Linked DNA regions of Homo sapiens: region 2 is linked to region 1. Evidence: read pairs that join two places in POLR2A ChIA-PET (ENCODE). Cell type or tissue: endothelial cell of umbilical vein. All regions are shown on one strand.

Region 1 (5,000 bases):
ATATTAGCTGGGTGTGGTAGTGTGAGCCTGTAACCCCGGCTACTCAGGAGGCTGAGGCAGGAGAATCGCTTGAACCCGGTAGGCAAAGGTTGCAGTGAGCCAAGATCGTGCCATTGCACTCCAGCATGGGCAACAGAGCAAGACTCTTGCATAAATAAATAAATAGGCCGGGTGCAGTGGGTCGTGCCTGTAATCTCAGCACTTTGTGAGGCCGAGGCGGGTGGATCACCTGAGGTCAGGAGTTTGAGACCAGCCTGGGCAACGTGGCGAAACCCCATCTCTACTAAAAATACAAAAAATTAGTCAGGCGTGGTGGCACGTGCCTGTAATCCCAGCTACTCCCGAGGCTGAGGCTTGAACCCGGGAGGTGGAGGTTGCAGTGAGCCAAGATCATGTTGTTGCACTCTAGCCTGGGCAACAGAGCAAGACTCCATCTCAAAAAAAAAAAAAAAAAAGGAAGGCATTTAAATACTCCAGAGGTCGGGAATGGTGACTCACGCCTGTAATCCTAGCACTTAGGAGGTCTAGGCGAGCGGATCACTTGAGGACATGAGTTCGAGACCAGCCTGGGCAACATGGCAAAACCCCATCTCTACTAAAAATAAAAAATTAGCTGAGCGGCTGGGCACAGTGGCTCACGCCTGTAATCCCAGCACTTTGGGAGGCTAAGGTGGGTGGATCACGAGGTCAGGAGATCGAGACCATCCTGGCTAACACGGTGAAACCCTGTCTTTACTAAAAATACAAAAAAATTAGCCAGACGTGGTGGCGGGCACTTGTAGTCCCAGCTACTCGGGAGGCTGAGGCAGGAGAATGGCGTGAACCCAGGAGACGGAGCTTGCAGTGAGCCGAGATTGTGCCACTGCACTCCAGCCTGCAACAGAGTGAGACTCCATCTCCAAAAAAAAAAAAAAAAAAAAAAAAATTAGCTGAGCAGGGTGGTGCGCACCTGTAATCCCAGCTACTCAGGGGGCTGAGGCACAAGAATCACTTGAGCCCAGGAGGTGGAAGTTGCAGAGCCGAGATTGCAACACTGCACTCCAGCCTGGGCAACAGAGGGAGACTCTGTCTCAAAAATATATATAAATAAATAAATACTCCCTGGATAAGGATCATTTGAGCCCAGGAGTTTGAGGCTGTAGTGAGCTATGATTGCACTACTGCACTCCGGCCTGGGTGACAGAGCGAGACCCTGACTCTCCAAAAACAAACAAACAAAGACTCCCGGGATGAAGTTATCAGGCAAAGTACAACAAAATATTTGAGACATACATACATACATTCACTGTTTATCTTAAATTCAAATTTAACTGGGTGTCCTGTATTTTTATTTGCTAAATCGGGCAACCCTGCGCTAGGGGAAACTCCATGCCCCCCAAATCATGCTAAGCAGCAACAATGAAGGGCAGATGCCTCAGGCAAGCTGACCCTAGGATCACTCAGAGATGGTGTGTGACCCTGCTGAGGTTGGGCTAGGACAGGGAAAAGGAGGGAGGAGAGCTGGGGTTCACCTTTGGTGCAAGTGAAAGAGATGATGAGTCACCTGAGATTTAAGAATTTCCCAGGAATGGAAAAATACAGCACCTTTAAGGGGAGCACATATGAGGCTCCTAACCAAGGCTCGGGTTACTCAGCCATGTTCTTACGCTACCTTTGTTGGCCTGGCCCCAGAGGAATGCTGATAGACTTGGCACCCAGCTCCCTGAACTTGGCAAGACCAGGGCATCATATGGATCTACCTAGCAGAGGCTTCTAGAGTCTTAGGTCACCATCCTTAGTGGGATATATTTCCCTCCACTCTGAAAGACTGCTTAGCATCCAACTAGGATTAATTGGTTGTTCTCTTTTCCCATTCCTACTGCTTGTCCTCAGAACCTAAGAATGAAGCAGTGACTCGCTAGGCTCTGGGCCTGTCCTTACCTGCCGCTGGGAGGCAGCTTGCACACCCTTTGGCAGGCCTGAATCTTTTCGGGTAACAAGATGACCTCTGAGGAAGCCAAAAGCCCATCCTTGCTGTACAATTCAGAACTTGGAGCTCTTAGCGATGACATTATGGAAAAGTGCTTGGTATACAGCAGGTGCTCATTAAGTAGTGTTTTCCATTTTCTCAACTTAGAGGAGGGGCATACAGTCTTCATTTGGTAACATTTTCTCTAGTGAGAAACATTCTCCCTGGCCGGGTGTGGTGGCTCATACCTGTAATCTCAGCGCTTTGGGAGGCTGAGGCAGGTGGATCACTTGACGTCTGGAGTTTGAGACCAGCCTGGCCAACATGGCAAAAACCCATCTCTACTAAAAAATACAAAAATTGGCCAGGTGTGGTGGCCCACACCTCTAATCCCAGCTACTTGGGAGGCTGAGGCAGGAGAATCGCTTGAACCCAGGAGGCAAAGGTTGCAGTGAGCCGAGATCACGCCACTGCACTCCAGCCTGGGCCACAGAGCAAGACTCTGTCCCCCTACCGCCAAAAAAAAAGAAGAAGAAGAAGAAGCAGAAGGAGAAGGAGAAGGAGGAGAAGGAAAAGGAGAAGAGAAGGAGGAGGAGGAGGAGGAGAGGAAGAGGAAGAGGAAGAGGAAGAAGAAATGTTTTCCCTAAAGGGCAGTGAGACACCTGGGTGCTTTGTGCCTGAATAGCTAAGGATACCAGGGAGGGGGACTGCATTACTTGAATATGGTGATGTGGGTGTCTCCATCCAATGATTCTTCTAGTTTTTCTTTTTTTTTTGCGGGGGGGACGGAGTCTCGCTCTTTCGCCTGGGGCCGGACTGCAGTGGCGCTATCTCGGCTCACTGCAAGCTCCGCCTCCCAGGTTCTCGAGTAGTTGAGACTACAGGCGCCCGCCACCACGCCCGGCTAATTTTTTGTATTTTTAGTAGGGACGGGGTTTCACAGTGTTAGCCAGGATGGTCTGGATCCTCCCGACCTCATGATCCGCCTGCCTCGGCCTCCCAAAGTGCTGGGATTACAGGCGTGAGCCACCGCGCCCAGCCTATGGTTTTATTTTTAACACGTAAATATTTGATCCATTTGGTATTTATTTCCATATGAATAATAAGGTAGTCTTTCGGCCAAGCGTGGTAGTTCACACTAATCCCAATACTTTGGGAGGCCAAGATGGGCAGATCACTTGAGGTCAGGAGTTCGAGACCAGCCTGGCCAACATGGTGAAACCCAGTCTGTACTGAAGATACAAAAATTAGCCGAGCGAGGTGGTACGTGCCTGTATTCCCAGCTACTCAGGAGGCTGAGGCAGGAGAATCACTTGAATCTAGGAGGAGGAAGTTGCAGTGAGCTGAGATCTCACCATTGCACTCCAGCCTGGGCGACAGAGCAAGACTCCCTCTCAAAATAAACAAATTAAATAAATAAATAAATAAATAAATAAATAAATGTCAGGTGCGGTAGCTCATGCCTGTAATCCCAGCACTTTGGGAGGCCGAGGTGGGCAGATTGCCTGAGCTCAGGAGATGACAACTAGCCTGGGCAACCTGGTGAAACCCCATCTCTACTAAAAATACAAAAAATTAGCTGGGCGTGGTGGCGTGCGCCTGTAGTCCCAGCTACTTGGGAGGCTGAGGCAGGAGAATTGCTTGAACCCAGGAGGCGGAGATTGCAGTGAGCTGAGATCTCGCCACTGCACTCCAGCCTGGGCAACAGAGCAATACTCTGTCTCAAAACGAATAAATAAATAAGGTGAGATTTCAATTTTATCTTTTTCAGTTGTATCTATCTATCTATAGTGGTCATATAAATATATATAGTAGCTGTATAAATATATAAAGGGAATATATATATACATATATATACACATGTATATATTTTTGTTTTGTTTTGTTTTGTTTTTGCCGGGTGCGGTGGCTCGCAGGCTGGGCGCAGTGGGTCACACCTGTAATCCCAACAATTTGGGAGGCCAGGGTGGGCGGATCACTTGAGGTCAGGAGTTCAAGACCAGTCTGGCTAACATGCTGAAACTCCATCTGTACTAAAACCACAAAAATTAGCCGGGCGTGGTGGCAGGCGCCTGTAATCCCAGATTACAAGAGAGGCAGGAGAATCACTTGAACCTTGGAAATGGAGGTTGCAGTGAGCTGAGATCGCGCCACTGACTCCAGCCTGCGTGACAGAGTGAGACTCCATCTCAAAAAAAAAAAAAATATATATATATATATAAAATGTATTTTATATATATATATATTTTTTTTTGGTAGAGACAGGTTCTTGAACACCTGGCTTCAAGCAATCCTCCCACCTCGGCCTCTCAAAGCCAAGGGAGCCACCATGCCTGACCTCAACCCCTATTTATTGAATAGTCCATCTTTTTCACAAAGCACCCAATGCCATCATTATCATATATTAAATTTCCATATGCATTTCTGGCTAGTCATGGAACAGTCTCTAGTCTCTATTCAAGGGCAGGTCAACACCGGAGTCTGCAGAGTTGGCTGGATTATCTGATCTGAGTCTGGGCTTGCTCTATACAGCCTCTGAACTACTCAACTCTTGGGAGAACATTGTCAGCTGCATTTGGGCTACTGGATGCTAAGAATGAGGCCCTTGATTTGGAATGAAGTCACCTTGAGGGGGTAGTGCTGCTTTGTGGCCAGTTCCCTGAGAAAGCGTATGAGATAAGGAATTAAAACCACCCAGGAAATTTTTTAAATAATTCTAAAATTTATATGAAAATAGTAATGACCTAGAATAGCCAAAATGGCAAGGCCAGTTGCAATGGCTCACATCTGTAATCCCAGTACTTTGGGAGGCCAAGGTAGGACGATTGCTTGAGTTCAAGACCAGCCTGGGCAACATAGCAAGACCCCCATCTCTACAAAACTAAAAAAATTAGCTGGAAGTGGTGGTGCACCCTTGTGGTCCCAGCTACTCTGGAGTGTGAGGCGGGAGGATTGCTTGATCCAGCCAGGAGTTTGAGGCTGCAGTGGGCTATGACCCTTTCTCAAAATAAATAAATAAATAAAGCCACATTCGTTAAGACTGTGGAGAAAT
Region 2 (5,000 bases), 160 kb before region 1:
GCCATATGCAGAAGATTGAAACTGTACCCTTTCCTTACACCATATATAAAAATTAACTCAAGATGGATTAAAGACTTAAATGTAAAACCCAAAACTATAAAAATCCTGGAAGACAACCTAAGTAATACCATTCTGAACATGGAAACAGACAAAGATTTCATGACAAAGACATCAAAAGCAATTGCAAAAAATGCAAAAATTGCCAAATGGGATCTAATTAAACTAAAGAGCTTCTGCACAGCAAGAGAAATTACCAACAGAGTAAACAGACAACCTACAGAAAGAAAGAAAATTCTTGCAAACTATGCATCTGACAAAGGTCTAATATCTAGCATTTATAAGGAACTTAAAAATCAACTTATAAGAAAAAAGCCTCATTAAAAAGTGCACAAAGGACATGAACAGATACTTTTCAAAAGAAGACATACATGCAGCCAACAAGCATATGAAAAAAAGCTCAACATCACTGATCACTAGACAAACGCAAATCAAAATCACAATGAGATACTATCTCACACCAGTCAGAATGGTGTGGTTACACCACAGATGCTGGTGAGGTTGTAGAGAAAAGGAAATGCTTATACACTGTTGGTAGGAGTGTAAATTAGTTCAACCATTGTGGAAAACAGTGTGGTGATTCCTCAAAGACCTAAAGACAGAAATACCATTCGACTCAGCAATCCCATTACTGGGTATGTGCCCAAAGGAATATAAATCATTTTATCATAAAGACACATGCACACATACGTTTGCTGCAGCACTATTCACAATAGCAAAGACATAGAATCAACCTAAATGTCCATCAATGGTAGACTGGATAAAGTAAATGTGGTACATATATATCATGGAATACCATACAGTCATAAAAAAGGACAAGATCATGTCCTTTTCAGGAACATTGATGGAGCTAGTGGCCATGATCCTTAGCAAACTAACATAGAAACAGGAAACCAAATACCACATGTTCTCATAAGTGGGAGCTAAATGATGGGAATACATGGACACATAGAGGGAAACAACACACACTGGGGCTTATCAGAGAATGGAGGGTGGAAGGAGGGAGAGGATCAGGAAAAATAACTAATGGGTACTAGGCTTAAAACCTGGGTGATGAATGAATCTGTACAACAAACCCCCATGACACAAGTTTACCTATATAACAAACCTGCCCATGTACCCCTGAACTTAAAATAAGAGTTAAAAAAAAAGGAAAAAAAAATCATTTAGCCTACCTAGTAGGTGATGTTAGCAACATCCCAATACAACTTTTTGTTCAGCTTGCACTAAGTTTTCAAACTGACTTAGTGGCTGGGCACGGTGGCTTGGCCGGGTGCGGTGGCTCATGCCTGTAATCCCAGCACTTTTGAGAGGCTGAGGTGGGCGGACCATGAGGTCAGGAGATCGAGACCATGTTGGCCAACATGGTGAAACCCCATTTCTACTAAAAATACAAAAATTAGCTGGGTGTGGTGGCATGCGCCTGTAATCCCAGCTACTTGGGACGCTGAGGCAGGAGAATCACTTGAACCTGGAAGATGGAGATTGCAGTGAGCCAAGATTGAGCCACTGCACTCCAGCCTGGTGACAGAGCGAGATTCCATCTCAAAACAAAACAAAACAAAAAAAACACACACACAACTGACTTGCTGACTTGGCTCTCTCTGCTTCAAATCAACCCAGTCATAAAATGCTAAGTAATAAGATTGCTATCTACTAGCTGAACAACAACAATAACAAAAAGTCTAAGATATTACTAATACTACATGGTGTGGATAGATAAATTCCTCTGGAAAAGCTGAGACCCATATACACATAATTTAAAAGCAGGCCACATAAATACAAGAGGTCTGTGATGGTTAATACTGAGTGTCAACTTGATTGGATTGAATGATGCAAAGTATTGTTCCTGGGTGTGTCTGTGAGGGTGTTGCCAAAGGAGATTAACATTTGAGTCAGTGGACTGTGAAAGGCACACCCACCCTTAATCTGGGTGGGCACAATCTAATCAGCTGCCAGTGTAGCCAGAATGAAAAACAGGCAGAAGAACCTGAAAAGACTAGCCTGGCTTAGCCTCCCAGCCTACATCTTTCTCCCGTACTGGATGCTTCCTCTTCTTGAATGTCAGACTCCAAGTTCTTCAGCTTTGGGACTCAGACTGGCTTCCTTGCTCCTCAGCTTGCAGACAGCCTATTGTGGGACTTTGTGATCATGTGAGTTAATACTCCTTAATAAACTCCCCTTTATATATACATCTATCCTATTAGTTCTGTCCCTCTAGAGAACCCTAATACAAGGTCTCACCTAATTCCCCATGGTCATTTGATTTATTCAACTGGTTGCCTTTAATCCTAGGTTCATGGCTCAAAACTATTATGTGAAATGAGATTATCATATTACTATGAACTTTACTTTGTATTTTTTTAACTTTGTACCTATTACTTCCCAAATTTCTACAAAAGTACAACTCCTAACAAAATAATGCTGGCCCAACACTTTGTGATGATAACAACACTTACAAAATAGCAAAATTAAACTTAACAATAGACTCCACCTGGTAGACTTACCCTGTGAGCCACTCCCTCCAAACTTCCCTTGTTGCTCAAATGTGACTAAAAGAGTTTGACACTAACTCCTAGTCACCAATGACTCCCTTCGACATGGGACCAGACCAACAACCTGAGACAAATCCATCCTGACACCAAGAAACAATCAAACATAATTTTCAATCAAACAACCAGGATGACTGATCAGCAATGCTTTCAGAAAAAGATCTTGATCAAAGGGGAGAAATGCGAAAATTGTCAGAATCAAAATGGAGTCACTCGGGTCAAATCCCTGACAAATGGAGCCAGGGAAGGCCAAGAACGGAGGTTCTCATGCACATATGCCTGATAATAAGAACCATCACAAAAGATCCTGCAAAAATCACAACATTGCACATAGGCCACTTCAACCTTACACACACAAAAAGTACTTATGCAAGGATATCTGCCTAACAACTGCCGTCTAACCTTGGACTGATGCCACGCTTGTTAATCCTTGTATCCAAAGATAACAATTACGTAATCCTCCTTATTTTTCCTTTAAAAATCCTTGTTTTCCTTTACCTCCCTGAATATGCCCATCATATTCCCATTGCAGTGCTTACTTCTGAATAAATTCTATTTCTTTTAGAGAGTCTCTCTCTCTGTTATTTAGGCTGACAACCTCAATAGCTTACTTAGTTCACTCTTCTACAAGAACACATTTAAAACTATCACAAACATGTGGTTGTCTAATTCTCTGTAAAATGATCTTGACTAGATGGCAGCTCAAGATTATCATAGAAAATAGTTTCCAATAAAGCATAAAAATACTATCATATTTTCATTTAATTACACATCAGTATTAACCCTAGTTTAATGTTTAAAAAACCAAAAATAAAAAATAATTACACGCCAATAAAGCTGAAAAAATCTATTTTTTGCTATTGATTAGCAAAAATTTAATCTCCTTTGATATCTAAACCATTAGAAGATCCTAAAAAATCACAATAATAATGTTACATAAACCCATAGCCACTGTAAAATTTAGGCCTTAGAGTTAGGCAAACTAAGTCCAAAAGGTCACTGAGGGAGTGAGACTACATTAACAAGCAAAGATCATAAAATTTAATTCTATATGGGAGAATATGTTTTCTATTGCCAGGCAGATGCAGACCCTGTTTTCTATTGCCAGGCAGATGCAGAAAGTAATCGATCAGTAAGGATGTGCAGGAATGAAAGGATTGCAAGTGAATCCTCTGTTTGAGGAAGTAGGGAGAGATTCTATATTACCTTGAAAAATAAACAGAACAATAATAGTTTATACTAATCAAGGGCACTTTACATTTGTTATCTAATTTCTTCTTCACAACAACTCTTAAGAACCTTGTCATTATTCTTATTTTACAAGATAAAACTAAGACTTAGAGAAGTTCACTTGCTTAAAAAGTCACAGAGCTAACAGCTGTGAAAGCTGTTGGCAGCTGTTGAACCCAGGTCCGATCGACTGCAAACTACAGCTTTAATTCTAAGCCTTAAACTTCATGTCATTTGCAACCCAAACTGGTGTCTCTAACATATCTGACTAGCACATTCTTCCAGGAAATAAAACGGTTCACTAAGAAAATATAGCTGATGGCACTTCAACTTGTATCAAAGTATACAGAAGAATAGCCAAGATTAAATGGAAAGGCTGACTGGGACAGTGTCTGGCATTGTTTTTTCTGTATCTTGTTTTTCCATAGCAGTTTTCCTGGTAAACATAGATCAGTCAGGGTGGTGGGAAAAATTGTAGAAAGATGCAAACCTTCTTGGAAGGCCAGAAGTTTTCACAAAAGCTTTGGAAAAAGATTTGGCTGAAGGTAGCCAGATTCTCTTATCCAGTGCCTGAAAGTTTAGGTTAGATAACAAGGAGATGTAAAGAAACTGATCTAGATAAGTTAGTTTACATAGGCCTCGGAACCTGGCTTTTAATCATCTGCCCACAAATATGTTGACTCAAGGCCTTTGTCATTAAATCTACACTGAATAAATGCCCGCAGCACTGGCTTGTCAGGGCTGCAGCTGCTGACTCTTTACAGTACCCTCCTTGGTGTCTGTGGGTGGCCCAGTCCCGTAGCCCACTCTTTCACTAGATCCCTGTGTCTGAGTGCATTTGTTCATCCACTGTTCGGCCAGGGTCTGCGGGTTGGACCTGGCAGGTAAACAGAAATCTTAGTGCAACAACCCTCTCAGATGCTTTTGGAGAAAGCATGGAATTTGTTCCTGATCCAAAAATTCTACAGGACAATCATATATATCCAAATTAATCCTCTCAGTGCAGAGCTAGTCATCTAAGGGAATAAAAAAATCTGAGGTTTGACCATGGATCAGATTCCATCTTTCAGAGGCAGATGCTGTAGTGCAGACAAAGCCTTCTGATCCAAATGTTATCCTGGCATTGCAACATCTTTTTACTGGTTGGCTGAGTTCACAAAA

Evidence for each region. Peaks named below come from ENCODE experiments on the same cell type or tissue, not always from the same donor. Only the 100,000 strongest peaks of a DNase experiment are listed, where the experiment ranks them.
Region 2: POLR2A ChIA-PET joins it to region 1 with 8 read pairs; 4 of 35 experiments call an interaction of 5 or more read pairs at or near these places.

Annotation. Positions count from the first base shown.
Region 1 is chr12:112,111,034-112,116,033 of GRCh38, forward strand. No RefSeq gene overlaps it. Among named protein-coding and RNA genes, the nearest start is that of NAA25, 4.8 kb to the left of the region's middle. In endothelial cell of umbilical vein, no CTCF peak of the experiment used is centred here; no DNase peak of the experiment used is centred here.
Region 2 is chr12:111,950,624-111,955,623 of GRCh38, forward strand. All of the region lies in intron 4 of TMEM116 (transmembrane protein 116), which reads right to left. Among named protein-coding and RNA genes, the nearest start is that of TMEM116, 60 kb to the right of the region's middle. RefSeq lists silencers at 2,909-3,109, 4,369-4,569. In endothelial cell of umbilical vein, no CTCF peak of the experiment used is centred here; a DNase peak (open chromatin) is centred at 3,018.